Linked DNA regions of Homo sapiens: region 2 is linked to region 1. Evidence: chromatin loops called from intact Hi-C (ENCODE). Cell type or tissue: endothelial cell of umbilical vein. All regions are shown on one strand. Each heading gives the region's core, and the rest is flanking DNA. Links, peaks and the distances in the headings are about the cores only.

Region 1 (7,192 bases), core at 1,071-6,070:
ATCCATTGTCTACAGGAGTTTCCAGTCAGAAGGCTGCAGGAATGACATCCTCCTCCCCAGACCTGCTCCTCCCTCCTCCTTATCGCAAGTTACATTATTCACTCGCCTGGTTGCTTGTCCAGACAACTGAAGTTCAGAGAGGTTAAAACACTTGCCCAGAGGCACACAACTAGTGAGTTATGGTAAAGCAGAGATTTGGACCCAAGTCTGACTGTTTGCAAAGCCCATACTAGTGCCAGCATGCTGTGCCGCCTTACTGATGAGGTGAGCACGTCAGCTCCTTTCCACACCTCATGCTATTCCAAGCGCTGGCTCTATACAAGGTAATCGAACTGACAAACCAAAACTACCCATTTGTGATGTGCCAAGCTGTGTTCCAGGTGTTGGGATCCCAAGTTGTCTAAGACACAGTCTTGCTCTCTAAGACTCAGAGAGAAAAAAAAAAATTGATCATGGCCATTTAGTGTCTTCCGTGCTTTGACAGAGGTAAGTACATGTGCTTGTGCTCAGGGAACACACGTAAGAGCACCACCTACCTCGCACCTTGGGGATCAGGGAAGGATCCCCAGGAGGTGAGCCGTGAGTTGGGTTTTGAAGGTCAAGTAGGAGTTAGCCAGAAAACAAGGTCTTGGGTAGATGAGAAAAACAGTTTCTTTACACCCACACAACATTTCTGACACCAGAGGTCTGGGTTATTTCCCCCAGTGACCAATTCTCCAACACCAACTGGGTGTCCTACAATTTAATTCTGACACTATCAAGCTGCAGCTCCTGTCAGATCCCACACTTTCAGGGCTCAGTCCCACCAGACTGCCCCCATTGCAGATGCCAATGGCAAGTCTGGGTCTCAGGTATTTCTGACCAAACAGCTATAAGTTAGCGGTTCCAATGGCCCCCTCCCTTGGGCTCAATAATTTGCTAGAATGGCCCACAGATTCAATGGCCCACAGATCTCAGAGAAACACTACATTTACCAGCTTATTATAAAGGACACAACTCAGGAACAGTTAGATGGGAGATGGATAGGGCGAGGTAGGGGTGGGGCAGGGGGTAGGGCTTCCACGTCCTCTCTGGGCACCCACCCTCCAGCACCTCCATGTGTTCTGTAGTCTAGAAGCTCATCAGATCTCACTGTTCAAGAGTTTTCACAGACCTCAAAATCCAGCACCCAACTCCCATTCCCAGAGGCTGAAGGGTGGGTGGGGCAGGTGAGGGTGCAGTTTGAAATAATATATATTGATGATGCTCCAGCAGTTTTAAGCAAAATCTTGAGCCATTTATGTCCAGAATTTTTGACAAACAAAACCAGACAAAACAACCAATCCCACAAAACAAAACTAAACAAAACTAAACAAAAACCAACCAGCCAAACAACCAAACCCAACCAAAAAACCCTAGAATTCATTGTTTTGCGATGCACTGTCACACTGAATCATGCCTGTAACTGATGTTCTAGAAGAGTTCAGTTTCCTCTAAGGGTAATCAGTTATGTGATAAAGAGGTGTTAAATACTTGGTGATGATTTAAAATCCAATCTTAATTTGGTCCCACCTTGAGATCTGTTCATCTTTTTTTTTTTTTTTTTTTTTTTTTTGAGACAGAGTCTCGATCTATCTCTCAGGCTGGAGTGCCGTGCAGTGGTGCAATCTTGGCTCACTGCAGCCTGGACCTTCTAGGCTCAAGAGATCCTCCTTCCTCAGCTCCCCTGAGTAGCTGGGACCACAGGCATGTGCTACCCCATCCAGCTAATTTTAAACTTTTTTTGTAGAGACAGGGTCTCACTATGTTGCCCAGATTGGTCTCGGACTCCTGGGGTCAAGCGATTCTCCTGCCTGGGCCTCCCAAAGTGCTGGGGAGATCTGTTCATTCTTTTTTTCTTTTCTTTTCTTTTTTCTTCTTCTTCTTTCCTTCCTTCCTTCCTTCCTTCCTTCCTTCCTTCCTTCCTTCCTTCTTTCTTTCTTTTCTTATTGAGACAGGGTCTTGCTCTGTCACCCAGGCTGAAGTGCAGTGGCGCGATCTGGGCTCACTGTAATCTCTGCCTTCCAGGTTCAAGCAATTCTTCTGCCTCAGCCTCCCGAGTAGCTGGGACTACTGGTGCACGCCACCATGCCCGGCAAATTGTTGTATTTTTAGTAGAGACAGGGCTTCACCATATTGGCCAGGCTGGTCTCGAACTCCTGACCTTGTGATCCGCCCACCTCTGCCTCCCAAAGTGCTGGGATTACAGTCATGAGCCACCACACCCGGTGATCTGTTCATTCTTAATGGAAAAATGCTTGATACTTTATAAGCCAAATGGTGACACAATTGGCCCTATTTTAGTCCAACAGGGAAAAAGGCAAAAATTATACATTTCAGCAGACCTGGTACATTTGATAGCTTAAACTGACATAAAAATTGTCTTCTAAAACTAAGATAAAACAAAATGGGGATAGTGATACTTCCTCATGGAGTTGTGGGAAGGGTGGAGTGAGATTCATGTGCAAAGAGTTTGCACAGTGCCTGGCACATCAAGGACATTGATGGGTGAGAGTCCCCAGTGTTGGGACCATTGCTGGGGTGGGAGTGGCCTGTGCCTCCAGCAGGGAAGAAGGGCAGATGAGCTTTCCGGAACGTACTCCTCAGAACCTGGGTCCTAAGTCTGTTTGCACGCATGTGCCCTGCGTGTATTCTCTGCCGGGGCATTAGCGGACAGGGACCCTTCTCCACATGAAAGCACTCGGGGAATCACGGCTTGCTGAAGCCAGAGCACAAGGCGGAGATCACCTGCACCAACCCATCCTACATGGAAAGGACAGCTGAGTCCCGAGAGGGCCGTAGGGTCACAACTTCCTAGGAAGCCGGGGCTGGAGCCAGGCCCCCTGCCTGCCCTCTCTGTCGCTGTGCCCCGCTCTGTGCTCCACAGGCAGCTCCTCAGCCGCAGCGCCTTCAGTTCCATCTGGTCTAGAGGGAAGGGAGTGCGGGTCGCCCGGCCCCTGGAAGCTCACCTCTAAAGCCCCAAGGGCACCGTAGGGGAGGCTGTGTCCACAAAGGCTCCTAGGAGGAGCTTTCATGACACTTTATGAGAAAAAGTCCCACAGTCCTGCACTGAGCCTTCACCTCACCTGAGCTCTTCTCAAAGTCAAGTCATAGCGGGCGGGGGACGGGGGGCGGGGGGCGGAAACTGAAGTGCAGAGTGAAGGGCTCTGAGAAAGCACTCCCAGGCCTGGGCCAACAGGCCCCGTGGCACCTTCGGGAACATCTCTGTGCATGAAAAGCTGCAGTCTGCTGTTACTGTTTCAGTAACGGGGTCAATATTTCTATATCCGGACACTGCGCAGTCTCTAGGCCTCCCGAGGGTTTGAGTTCTCCGGAGTCCAGACTCATAAACCACACCTCCCTCCCTCTGCAAAAAAGAGCGTGCGGGTCCAGGTAGGTGAGCGGCGGCGCTGTCCCTTCAGCTCCAGGAGGGAGAGGGCGCCCCCACCTGGTTACAGGCAGCATGGCAGCGAGAGGCCAGGGCTGAACGCGGCGCAGGATCCTCTCCTGGTGGCCTTGTCCCTGGGTGCCCCTCAGAACCACCCGGGGACATCCCCAAATTACAGAAACCTGGACCCTCACCACAGACCCTGAATCAGGAAGTATGAGGTGTGCCCCAGGCATTTTAAAACAACAACAACAAGCTCTATAGAGCTTCTGATAAACACCCAAGTTGAGAACTGCAGGGTATTAAGATCAGAAATGAGGTGTCAAAAATAACTTCTAGCTAACAATAGTTAAGGTGCCAACACCTGTGAATCATTTGTCATTATATGCAAATTAGAGGCCCGTGGCAGTGGCTCACGCCTGTAATCCCAGCACTCTGGGAGGCTGAGGCAGGAGGATCACTTGAGCTCTGGAGCTTGAGACCAGTCTGGGCAACATGGTGAGACCCCGTCGCTACTAAAAATAAAAGCGAATTAGCCAGGCCTAGCAACGAGTGCCTGTAGTCCCAGCTACTGGAGAGGCTGAGGTGGGAGGATTGCTTGAGCCTGGAGGTCAAGGCTGCAGTGAGCTGTGATTGCTCCACAGCACTCCAGCCTAGGCAACACTGAGATCTTGTCTCAAAAAAAAAAAATTTCATATATATATATATATATATATATACACACACATATAAAAAATATAATGTATATATATAATATAATGTGTATATATAGAGATACACACACACACATATATATATATGTATGTATAATTAGAGCAGATATGAGGCCATTCCTCTCTTTCCCTTGCATTCTCAGAGAGAAAAGGCCTGTGTGGGGGCTCTGCTGGGTGCCCTACATGCCTGCAGCCCTCCTGAGCCTTGTTGGAGACTATCACTGATCTCTGCCCCAGTTAGGATGGTTTCAAATTGGTCTAGTCTAGTGCTTTACTGGCTTCCCAAAAGCTTTGGGCTAAGTTCAAATGGGGGACTCCCCTGGAAGTGTGCCTCAAAAGCAGATGTCATCCACACTGTGTTTCTCAGCAGGAAGTCTCCCCACCAGCACAGCTGTTCTCCACTGTGACAAGCATAGGAGCCCCCAGGGACTGTGCTGAAGAGCAGATTCTGATGAGCAGGGCCGGGTGGGGCCTGAGAGTCTGCATGTCTAATAAGCTCCCAGGGGACACCTTGTTGCTCTCCAAGGACCACATGTGAGGGTCTACACCACTTACTGACAATACTGCTCTAGCTATGACCAGCTGGAAAGGCTTCTGAAGAGGAGCTTCATAGCTAAGCTGACCAACCCTCTTGGTTTTCTTGGGGCTGAGAGGTTTGCCCAGACTTGAAACCTGGGATGGTCCCAGGGAGACCAGAATTCTTGGTTACCCTGTGCACAGCTGTGGCCCAATACAATTAGTTTAGGTAAAGCCTTGACATAGACGCCTGAGAAAGGCTCAAGAATGCTTACAAAGAAACAAACAAGGCATTGTAAATCAATCTAGTGTAGAAAAAATACTCTTAAAGCACCGAGGGAAGGTAGATTAAATTCAAGGTCATCATGAAACTGAGCTTCTTGAGAGCTGAGTTCTGAGTGGGATGGGATAGAAAAGGGATTAGGGAATGATCTAGGTTGGGATGAAGGAAAGGGCTCCCATTGCTATACATGCCCGCTTTGGTTAGCGCTGATTTCATGAAAAGCCAGGTTCATCTGAGTTGTCAGAACCTACAAATCATATTCAAGTGTGTGCTGTCATATTTGTATTAAATTCCTGTATCTATATATTTTAGGTCACTTTCTCTCCCCAAAAGCCATGGCAGTTAACCTGGCCCTAAACCTAAGTTGCCCTGGCCTCCCTGCCCAGGTGCCTTCTAGAGAATGTCACATAATGCAGTGGTTTAATGGACTTCCCTGGTGACCACAGCCCTGGTCTGGATGTGGTCCTGTCTGCCCTGCCATGTGCCATGTGACCTAGGTAGAAAGGGAGTCAGTGTCTACCTGTCTGTGCCTGTCCTCCTGCCCTTACAGGGATGGCTGAGGCATGAGGGCTCTGACAGCCCTGGAGACACACAGAACCTCACCAATATGGAAGAGTCTGGGAAAACCTTGGGGCCACCCTGAGAAGGCACTTCACAACAAAGACTGCACACAGTACTTTTTGGAGGGCAGCCATATTCTGGCCTATGGGTTTGGTTCCTAGAACTCGAAGTATGTGGGTTTCCTGAGTGTGTAAAATCCTGAGAGATGGTAATAAACCACACCCTTTGGGATGAGGTACAGAGAGCCTTCATATTTATAAAATATATGAGGCCAGGCATGGTGGCTCACACCTGTAATCCCAGCACTCTGAGAGGCCAAGGTAGAAGCATTGCTTGAGCTCACGAGTTTGAGTCCAGCCTGGGCAACATAACGAGAGCCTGCCTCTACAAAAATAAAATAAAATAAAAAGTTAGCTGGGCATGGTGGTGTGTGCCTGTGATCACAATTATTCAGGAGGCTGAAGTGGGAGGATTGCTTGAGTATAGGAGTTTGAGGCTGCAGTGAACTATGATTGCACCATTGCACTCCAGCCTGGGCAACAGAGTGAGACCGTGTCTCAATTAAAAAAAAAATATATATATATATATATATATGTATGCATGTATATGTGTGTGTATATATATATATATACATATGTATGTATGTATGTATGTGTGTGTGTGTATATGTATATATGTATATATACCGCTTTATTTCTTTAGCAGTGGTTAAGATTTGAACTTTGGAATCAGGCAGAACTGTAGGTCCAGCTCTGGCATTTTCTCACCCTCTAGAGCCTGGGTTTCCTCATCTGTAAAATAGAGATGGTAACAGTGCCTCCTCTTCGGGGCCTCTGGGCCTTGGCCGTCACACAATGCTCCTCCAAGAGCAGCTATGTTATCACTACTCTTATCTCACAGACAGCTGGAGGAGGGTCACGGGGGCAGCGGGCGCTCTGCAGGAGGCCTCCTTTAAGGGCAGTTGTCATTAGCACGCTGTTAGCAATGGGAAGCTCCAAGATGCTGCCAAACCACTTGAAAAGATGTGTTAGAAATCCCCATTTGGTAAAGAACAAAATTCTCAGTTCACAGAGCTTAGTCAATGCTTTTGTTGTCATTGTTGTTAATAAATGCTTTATTTTTGAAGAGTTTTAGATTTATAGAAAAGCTATAAAGATAGTACAGAGTTCCCATTTCTCACAGGGGTCCTGCACTGGCTCCCTGCTGGGGCGGGCTTGCAGTAGTCCAGTGGTTCAGTTTTGGTCTGGCTTCCTTTTTTCTGTGGTGACTGTCTAGCCCACAAGCTGAGTTATGGAGATGCTGCAGCTTTTCTGTTTGTAAAAATGACCTTGATCCCCGCCTACACTCGTTTCCTCTGTGTGCACAAACACACATGTGCACAGGCCCACCCACAGCATGCGGTCATGCAGTGTGAGGAGCACACCCACTGAGCTAGGCTCAGGTGACCCCTGACTGCTACCCCTTGCAGACCCAAGGTCGATCAGAGCCCCTGCAGAGGAAGCACTGTTACCATCTCGTGGCTTCTGGATGGTCCAGAGGGGGCTTTCTTGGAGATAAGTGAGCCAGACCTCCAAGAATCTGTAGGGTGGGTGGGCACATTTGGGTGTTCTCTTTTGCAGATGAGAAGTATTCATGGTGGCCTGAGGCTTGAGGCTTAAACACTATGAGCCTCAGTTTCCTTTTTTGGAAAATGGGAATAAACCAATGCTTCAG
Region 2 (7,192 bases), core at 913-5,912, 85 kb before region 1:
ACATTCCCCACTATTCAGTTTCTTAGCTATGTGAATTGGGCAAATTATTTAAATCCTCAAGTTTCTTGTTTTCCAAACTTGAATAATATGTAGTATCCCCCACAATGGTTGTTGTGGGGATTAAATGAAGTAATAGCTATAAAGCACTCAGAACAGTGCCTACTACCTTCATCATCATTTTTATCTTGATTACTACTATTGTATCACTATTACTTTTATTTACAAGGCACTGTTGTATAATATAGTAGATATCTAAATTACTAGTAGGCAGATTATTAAATAAATTAATAAATAAGTTAATGTAATAATAATAATGGGAGATGTTTTGGGAATTCATAGTAGGAAAAATAAGTATATCAGTTTTATGTGAATCCAGAAAAACTTCAGAGAAGATGATATTTGGCACAAGTTTTAAAGAATAGGTATGGATTTGATGGAGGAAGGTGAATTGGGAAGTCCCAAGCATTAGGAATAGTTTAGTGTAGGAAGAAGAATGATAGCCTCTTATCAGCACTACATTATTTTCTTGACTTGTTACTAGTATTATATGCTTTATTTTCACCAGAATGGATAACTGAAATATGGTATGTACGAGCTTTTATGCATGACAATACCACAGTTATTTGGTGTTTACATATTTAACAACCTGGATTGTGCCGTGCTTTGCACATAATTATTACTTAATGAATAATTGGTGAATCTAATTAAGCCTTTTCCAAGAACCACAAATTCAGAAATAAGCTGGAATTGAGTAGAGAAACTTCTAAGTTCTGTGAAAATAAGTGTCACAAAACACATGTACTTTACTCCAGACAGTTTTATGTACTGGACATTATATCATTTCATTTTGGAAACATCCTTTGTTCTTCTGAGCAGAGAAACAAATATAAGCATACCCTGGAACCACAAGAAGTGGCAATGGGGAGTGGACACAAGGTCAAGACAAAATAAACTGATCAGGACAACTTAACAAAGATCCTAGTGTAATAGCTCAGAGAAGGCAGCGGAACCAACAATTAGAAAGCTTAGCAGTCTCAGGGATCCGAAAAGCTAGCTGAGCACCTTACCTCATTTCCAGCTTTAGGAAATAATTGAATTTACAGTGTAGTGTAACAGTTGATTCTAATGATGATCATCAGGCATCAAGAAGAGGGGCTGGGCTCGGTGGCTCATGCCTGTAATCCCAGCACTTTGGGAGGCCGAGGTGGACAGATTGCTTGAGGCCAGGAGTTCGAGGCCAGCCTGGCCAACATGGTGAAGGCCTGTTTCTACTAAAGATACAAAAATTGGCTGGGCATGGTAGCATGAACCTGTAGTCCCAGCTACTTGGGAGGCTGAGGCAGGAGAATCGCTTGAACCTGGGAGGCAGAGGTTGCAGTGGGCCGAGATTGCGTCACTGCACTCCAGCCTGGGTGACACAGCAAGATTCCATCTCAAAAAAAAAAAAAAGAGGCTAAATTATACTAGATTATCGGTGTACTTTTAGATAAAAGTTGAAAATTAGGTACTCCAAAATATTTTCTTGTGATTACTATGTGAAGTTTTGCATACATAAAGATTATATTTCGAAGTTTCTGGAAAGTTTACAAATTTATTTCTAAAGAGCAACGTGTTTTTCCCCGATAGATTAGTAATAAAAATCTATAACATGAGGGGAAGGAAGGGAAAAAGCATTAATGTTTAAAAGAAAAATTCTCTTGAGACTTTGCTACTAGACCATTTTGACAAGCTTTTCCAAGAATAGTAAAAATATTTTACGTATAATCTTGAGAACTTAATAGCTATCTTAATCATAATCAGTTCACTTCAGCAAACTGACTAACAAAATGTCTTACATGTTTTGCATTTGGGATACATTTGATCTAAAGACTGAAAGCATACTAATTATTTTGAGGAGTTTCTGTAATTTTGTTGGCTGGAAAATGTTGGCAAACTGATCACACTGAAAGAAAGAACCGGCTGGGCGCAGTGGCTCACGCCTGTAATCCCAGCACTTTGGGAGGCCAAGGGGGGCAGATCACAAGGTCAGGAGATCGAGACCATCCTGGCTAACACGGTGAAATCCCATCTCTACTAAAAACAAAAAAAATTAGCCGGGTGTGGTGGCAGGCGCCTGTAGTCCCAGCTACTCGGGAGGCTGAGGCAGGAGAATGGCGTGAACCCGGGAGGCAGAGCTTGCAGTGACCCGAGATCGCACCACTGCACTCCAGCCTGGGCAACAGAGCGAGACTCTGTCTCAAAAAAAAAAAAAAAAAGAAAGAACCTTTGTGATATTTAGTTGTAAGCTTTGGGCCTTCCTACAAATTTTTCTGGATTCTTCTTTTTAGACTTCAGGTCATCTTCTTTTCTCTCTTTCCCTCTCAACTAAGATACAGTCCATTAGAATGTCTTTTTTAGCTTTACTTTCACATTTTTCCTAAATGTAACTACTTGTTATCAATACAATATAATTGAATCTCATCAAATTCCCTTGTGTGGAATACTGCAAGTCTTCTAACTTATCTCCTGTGGTCTTTTGGTCACAGGAACCAGCAGATTTTCTTTCTTTTTTCTTTTTTTTTTTTTTTTTGAGACAGGGTCTCACTCTATCACCCAGGCTGGAGTACAGTAGTACCATCAGGGCTCACTGCATCCTCGAACTTGTGGGCACAAGTGATCCTCCTGCCTCAGCCTCCTGAGTAGCTGGGACCACTAAATGTGCCATCGCACCCAGCTAATTTTTGTATTTTTTGTATAGACGGGGTTTCACCATGTTGCCCAGGCTGGTCAGATTTTTTTAAACAGAAATAAGATTATAACACTTCCTTGTTCAAAACTATCCAAAGATGTCCTCTCCAAAACTACTTACCATGCATAAGGCTTTTCTCATTTGGTCTCCACCTCCCTCTGCAGCTTCATTTCCTACCCCTGACTTCCTTGTTTATCACACTTCAGCCACACTGGCCTTGGTGCTGTTCTTTGAACATGCCATACTCGTTCCCACCAAATGACCTTTGTCCTTTTTGTTTTGTCACCTGGAATATTATGGCTTGCATCTTCACATGACTTATTCCCTCACATTATCAGTTCTGCTCAAATGTCACCTCCTCATAGCAGCTTTCTCTGACCCTCTTGACCCTTTCTATCCTTTTACTGTTTTCTTCCTAACACATATTACTAGTTGAATTTGCACTCCACATTTACCATCTTCCCAAACTAGAATGTAAGCTCCATGAAAGTCTCTTTATTTCCTCCTCTATGTCTAGTGCCTAGGACAATGCGTGGCACATAGCAGGCACTCAGTAAGTAGTGACTGAATTGATGAATGACTGCACTTTCAAGGGCAATCAGAACAATTTCCTTTTCCTTCAGAAAGAAAGGTTTATTTATATAAATGCTAATAACTTCTCTCTTTTTACCCCTGTGGTCAAAAAGGGCAGTAAGTTGGGGTGGGGTGGGGGAATCACTATTCTATTCTGTGATTGGATTTTAATTTAGAAGCTGTAATTTCTGTTTAATTTTATGGCATTTTAATTTTGGATATACCTGTACTTATTACGTGTGTGTGTACCTTCTAGGGAAGATCTTATCGTGACCAACAGCTGCTGCTTCTCAAGAAGCACTTAGAAAATAATTACAGGAGCAGAGATCGAAAATGGATTGTTTTGTTTCCAGAAGGGGGCTTCCTCAGGAAGAGGCGAGAAACAAGTCAGGCATTTGCCAAGAAAAATAACTTGCCATTTCTTACAAATGTTACTCTGCCAAGGTCTGGGGCAACAAAAATTATTTTGAATGCACTTGTAGCACAACAGAAAAATGGAAGTCCAGCAGGAGGAGATGCTAAAGAATTAGGTATGATGGTTTTTAGCATTTTTTACCTTGTTGGAGTTAAAGGATTTTCTGGAGTTACAGAAGATGATCATTGTTCTTTTTTATATTTATAATTTTTGTTAAAAATAATAGGGAGAAGATGAAACTGTAATTTTTTAAAAAAGTTTCCATTTACAAAAGTAGTCCATGCTTATAATAATTTACTCAAATAATACAGAAATGCGTAAAGTCAAAGATATCTTTCTCCTGTCCTACTTATACGGAGCCATTCCCACCGCTGCAGTAAACATTCTTATAAACATCTTTACATATTGGTGGAACTATTTCTGTAGTACAGATTCCTAGAAGTGGAATTGCTAGGCTAAAAGATATAACTATAGAAATAACATGTTTGAAAAACTAATCTTTTCATTTATCAAATAATACATATTTTCATTTATCAAATTGAGAAAGCTTTTTGGTTTTCTGGGGTTTTTCTTGTTGTTGTTGTTTTTGTTTTTTTTCTGGGTTTTCTTGGGAGACAGTCTTGCTCTGTTGTCCAGGCTGGAGTGCAGTGGTATGATCATAGCTCACCGTAGTCTTGAATTCCTGGGCTCAAGCGATCTTCCCACCTCAACCTCCTGAGTAGCTGGGGTTGTAGGCACATGCCACCATGCCTGGCTAATTCTTTAGTTGTTTTGTAGAGATGGGGTCTCACTGTGTTGACCAGACTAGTGTCAGACCCCTAACCTGAAGTGATACTCCTGCCTTGGCCTCCCAGAGTGCTGGGAGTATAGGTGTAAGCCACCATGTCCAGCCTTGTTTGTTTTTAATGCAGAGAACTAATTTAATGCAATTTGATAGTATTAAGAGCATTAAGTGTTAATAAATGACTCAGTTATTCCACTGCAAATATTTATCAAAAGGAAATAATCTGAAATGCAGGCAAAGAAGTTTATTACAGATTATTTATAATAGCCAATTATTTATAATAGCCAAAAAATTGGAATTAGCCAGAAATGAGAATGGATTAGTAATTATCAAATATCCATACAACGGAATACAACACAGCTGTTACAAATGATGTTTATGGAGTGTTTGTATTGGCTTGGAAAAACGTTTGTGCTCTTATGTTAATAGGGTGGACAAACATACAACTCTTATGAAAACGATTTGAATTCAAGTCTGTAAACAACAAGGCAGTAGGAAATGCGTGAAAGGAAAGACACCAAAATGTTAGCAGTGATTGCTTTTCTGAGTTGTAACATTATGTATTATTTTTCTCTATTTATTAATGCTTTTCTGAATTTTCCATTTTTAAAAATAATATGTATGTATTACCTTCTCACCAGGAAAAGGCAAATCATTCTCAGAGATGCAACTATCTTGCAGATAGTCTGGTAAATTACAAAGTTTTGCAGAAGATATTTGTGCCCATAGCATGGAGACTGTTTTGAACAAGCTATCTAAGATACTACTGTGAAAGTCTGATTATAAGTTAGAAAGCTGAAAGGCATTCACTAGGCCTGTTTCCTTTGCAGTATTTTGCTATTTCTATTCATATTCTTTAAATAAAATAAAATAAGAATTGAAATGATTGGCCCTCAGAAACAATGTGTTTTTAAGTGGCAATCAGGACCAGACGTAGAAATAATGTCTGTGATTTAACTCAGATTTAACTGAGTTTTCCTTTTATTTGTTTTTCCCAAGCAGCTGCTTGGCAGTCAGCTCTCTTAATCTTTCATCATCTATTAAAAAGACAAATTGAAAGAGTCTTTTAATAGAAAAGGAAAGTTCAGAATAGTTTCACTACTGGAGAGACACTGTGGCAATGGCAGCCGAGCCAAAGCTTGAAGGCAAATGTCTTCCAAACAGGATTAGTTGCACTAATAAAGACTGCTGTTCTAAAATAGTTCCACCCAGTCAATACCCTGTAGTGGTCTAGATCTCAAATGTAGGGGCAGTTGTTATACTGACTGCATAATAGTGAAGAAAAATGGTTGTTTTCTTTTACAGAGAACTAGTTTATAACTAAAGCAGAGTAGTTTATTTTTTAATCCTACCTGAAAGCTTTTCATTCTACCTGTTTAGAAGAAAAATTATAAGTGTACTTGAAAACTAGTTTTACCTATATTATTTTCTTTTCCATATTTTGGTATTTTGCATTTTATTTTCTTTTGCATTTATATTCACTAGCATTTTATGCCATGTATACGCAAACCATGCCTTTGTGTTTAATATGTGATGCATACATATATACCAAAATTAAGTTCTGTCTGATTAAAAGGATTAGTATTTTTGTTATCACATGATTTAACAGATATTAAACTGAATTTTGGTGTTTTTTCTCATCATTTAATTATAAAAATTTTCAAACATACATAAGAGTTGAAAGAATTTTGCAGTGGATATCTGTGAGCTGACTAACTAGATTATCTCTTCATCCTTCTATCTATCCATTAATCCATCTTGGTTGTTTCATTTTTTAATGTGTCTAAAAATAAACTTCATTAGTATACTTTACTCCTAAACATTTCAGCATGTATATCATTGGTAGCTTGGTAAAGTGTGTTTCTTTACATAAACTCCATTGATTTAGCAATATGTTATTTAAAAATTAATTTTTTACTTGTTTTACAAGTATATTTTTCTCCTTCACAATGTTATTCTAAAATCTTTACAGAATTTAAGGCCAGTTTTAAATTATTTGACATACAAAAGTAATATATCATTGATTCCTAATGCACATTTGAACTTATGCTTGAAAATTAGTTCTCTTTTTTTAGGGATTTCTTACATACTTCAAATAAAGAATGGACCATTATACTCTAAAGTCTGGCCATCAGTATCCTCTGTGATGTTTCCCCTCTCAGTTCTCGCTCACCTTTGTACCCCATGCTGGGATAAAAACAGTGTGCAAAGGATCAAACTTAGCAGAACTTACCATCCTCTCTCTACAACAGTAGTCACCAGTTGTACCTTCCAAAGGGCAGGAAGCTTTATTGCTTTCTGTGTATATAACTCTTGCTAAAACTGAGGGAGATATTTTGCTTTATTTATTTATTAATTATTTTTTATGTATTTTATCTTTTTGAGATGGAGTTTCACTCTTGTTGCCCAGGCTGGAGTGCAATGGTGCGATCTCGGCTCACTACAACCTCCACCTCCTGGGTTCAAGCGATTCTCCTGCCTCAGCCTCCCGAGTAGCTGGGATTACAAGCGTGCACTACCATGCCTGGCTAATTTTGTATTTTTAGTAGAGATGGGGTTTCTCCATGTTGGTTAGACTGGTCTCGAACTTCCTACCTCAGGTGATCTGCCCGCCTCAGCCTCCCAAAGTGCTGGGATTACAGGCGTGAGCCACTGCACCCAGCCAATTTTTTATGTTTATTTATTTATTTAT

Evidence for each region. Hi-C counts contacts between places; a loop is a spot of excess contacts. Peaks named below come from ENCODE experiments on the same cell type or tissue, not always from the same donor. Only the 100,000 strongest peaks of a DNase experiment are listed, where the experiment ranks them.
Region 2: it touches region 1 in a loop (2.4-fold over the local background); 3 of 110 quality-filtered maps call a loop at or near these places.

The regions. Positions count from the first base shown.
Region 1 is chr1:211,694,936-211,702,127 of GRCh38, reverse strand. No RefSeq gene overlaps it. Among named protein-coding and RNA genes, the nearest start is that of NEK2-DT, 23 kb to the right of the region's middle. RefSeq lists a silencer at 3,103-3,162 and an enhancer at 6,370-6,869. In endothelial cell of umbilical vein, for the core only: a CTCF peak has its summit at 3,469 (motif pointing left); a DNase peak (open chromatin) is centred at 3,437; H3K27me3 peaks cover 496 bases.
Region 2 is chr1:211,779,868-211,787,059 of GRCh38, reverse strand. LPGAT1 (lysophosphatidylglycerol acyltransferase 1) reads left to right here. Exons shown (of 8, transcript NM_014873.3): 5 at 3,558-3,831. Among named protein-coding and RNA genes, the nearest start is that of LPGAT1, 47 kb to the left of the region's middle. In endothelial cell of umbilical vein, for the core only: no CTCF peak of the experiment used is centred there; a DNase peak (open chromatin) is centred at 3,639; H3K27ac peaks cover 645 bases.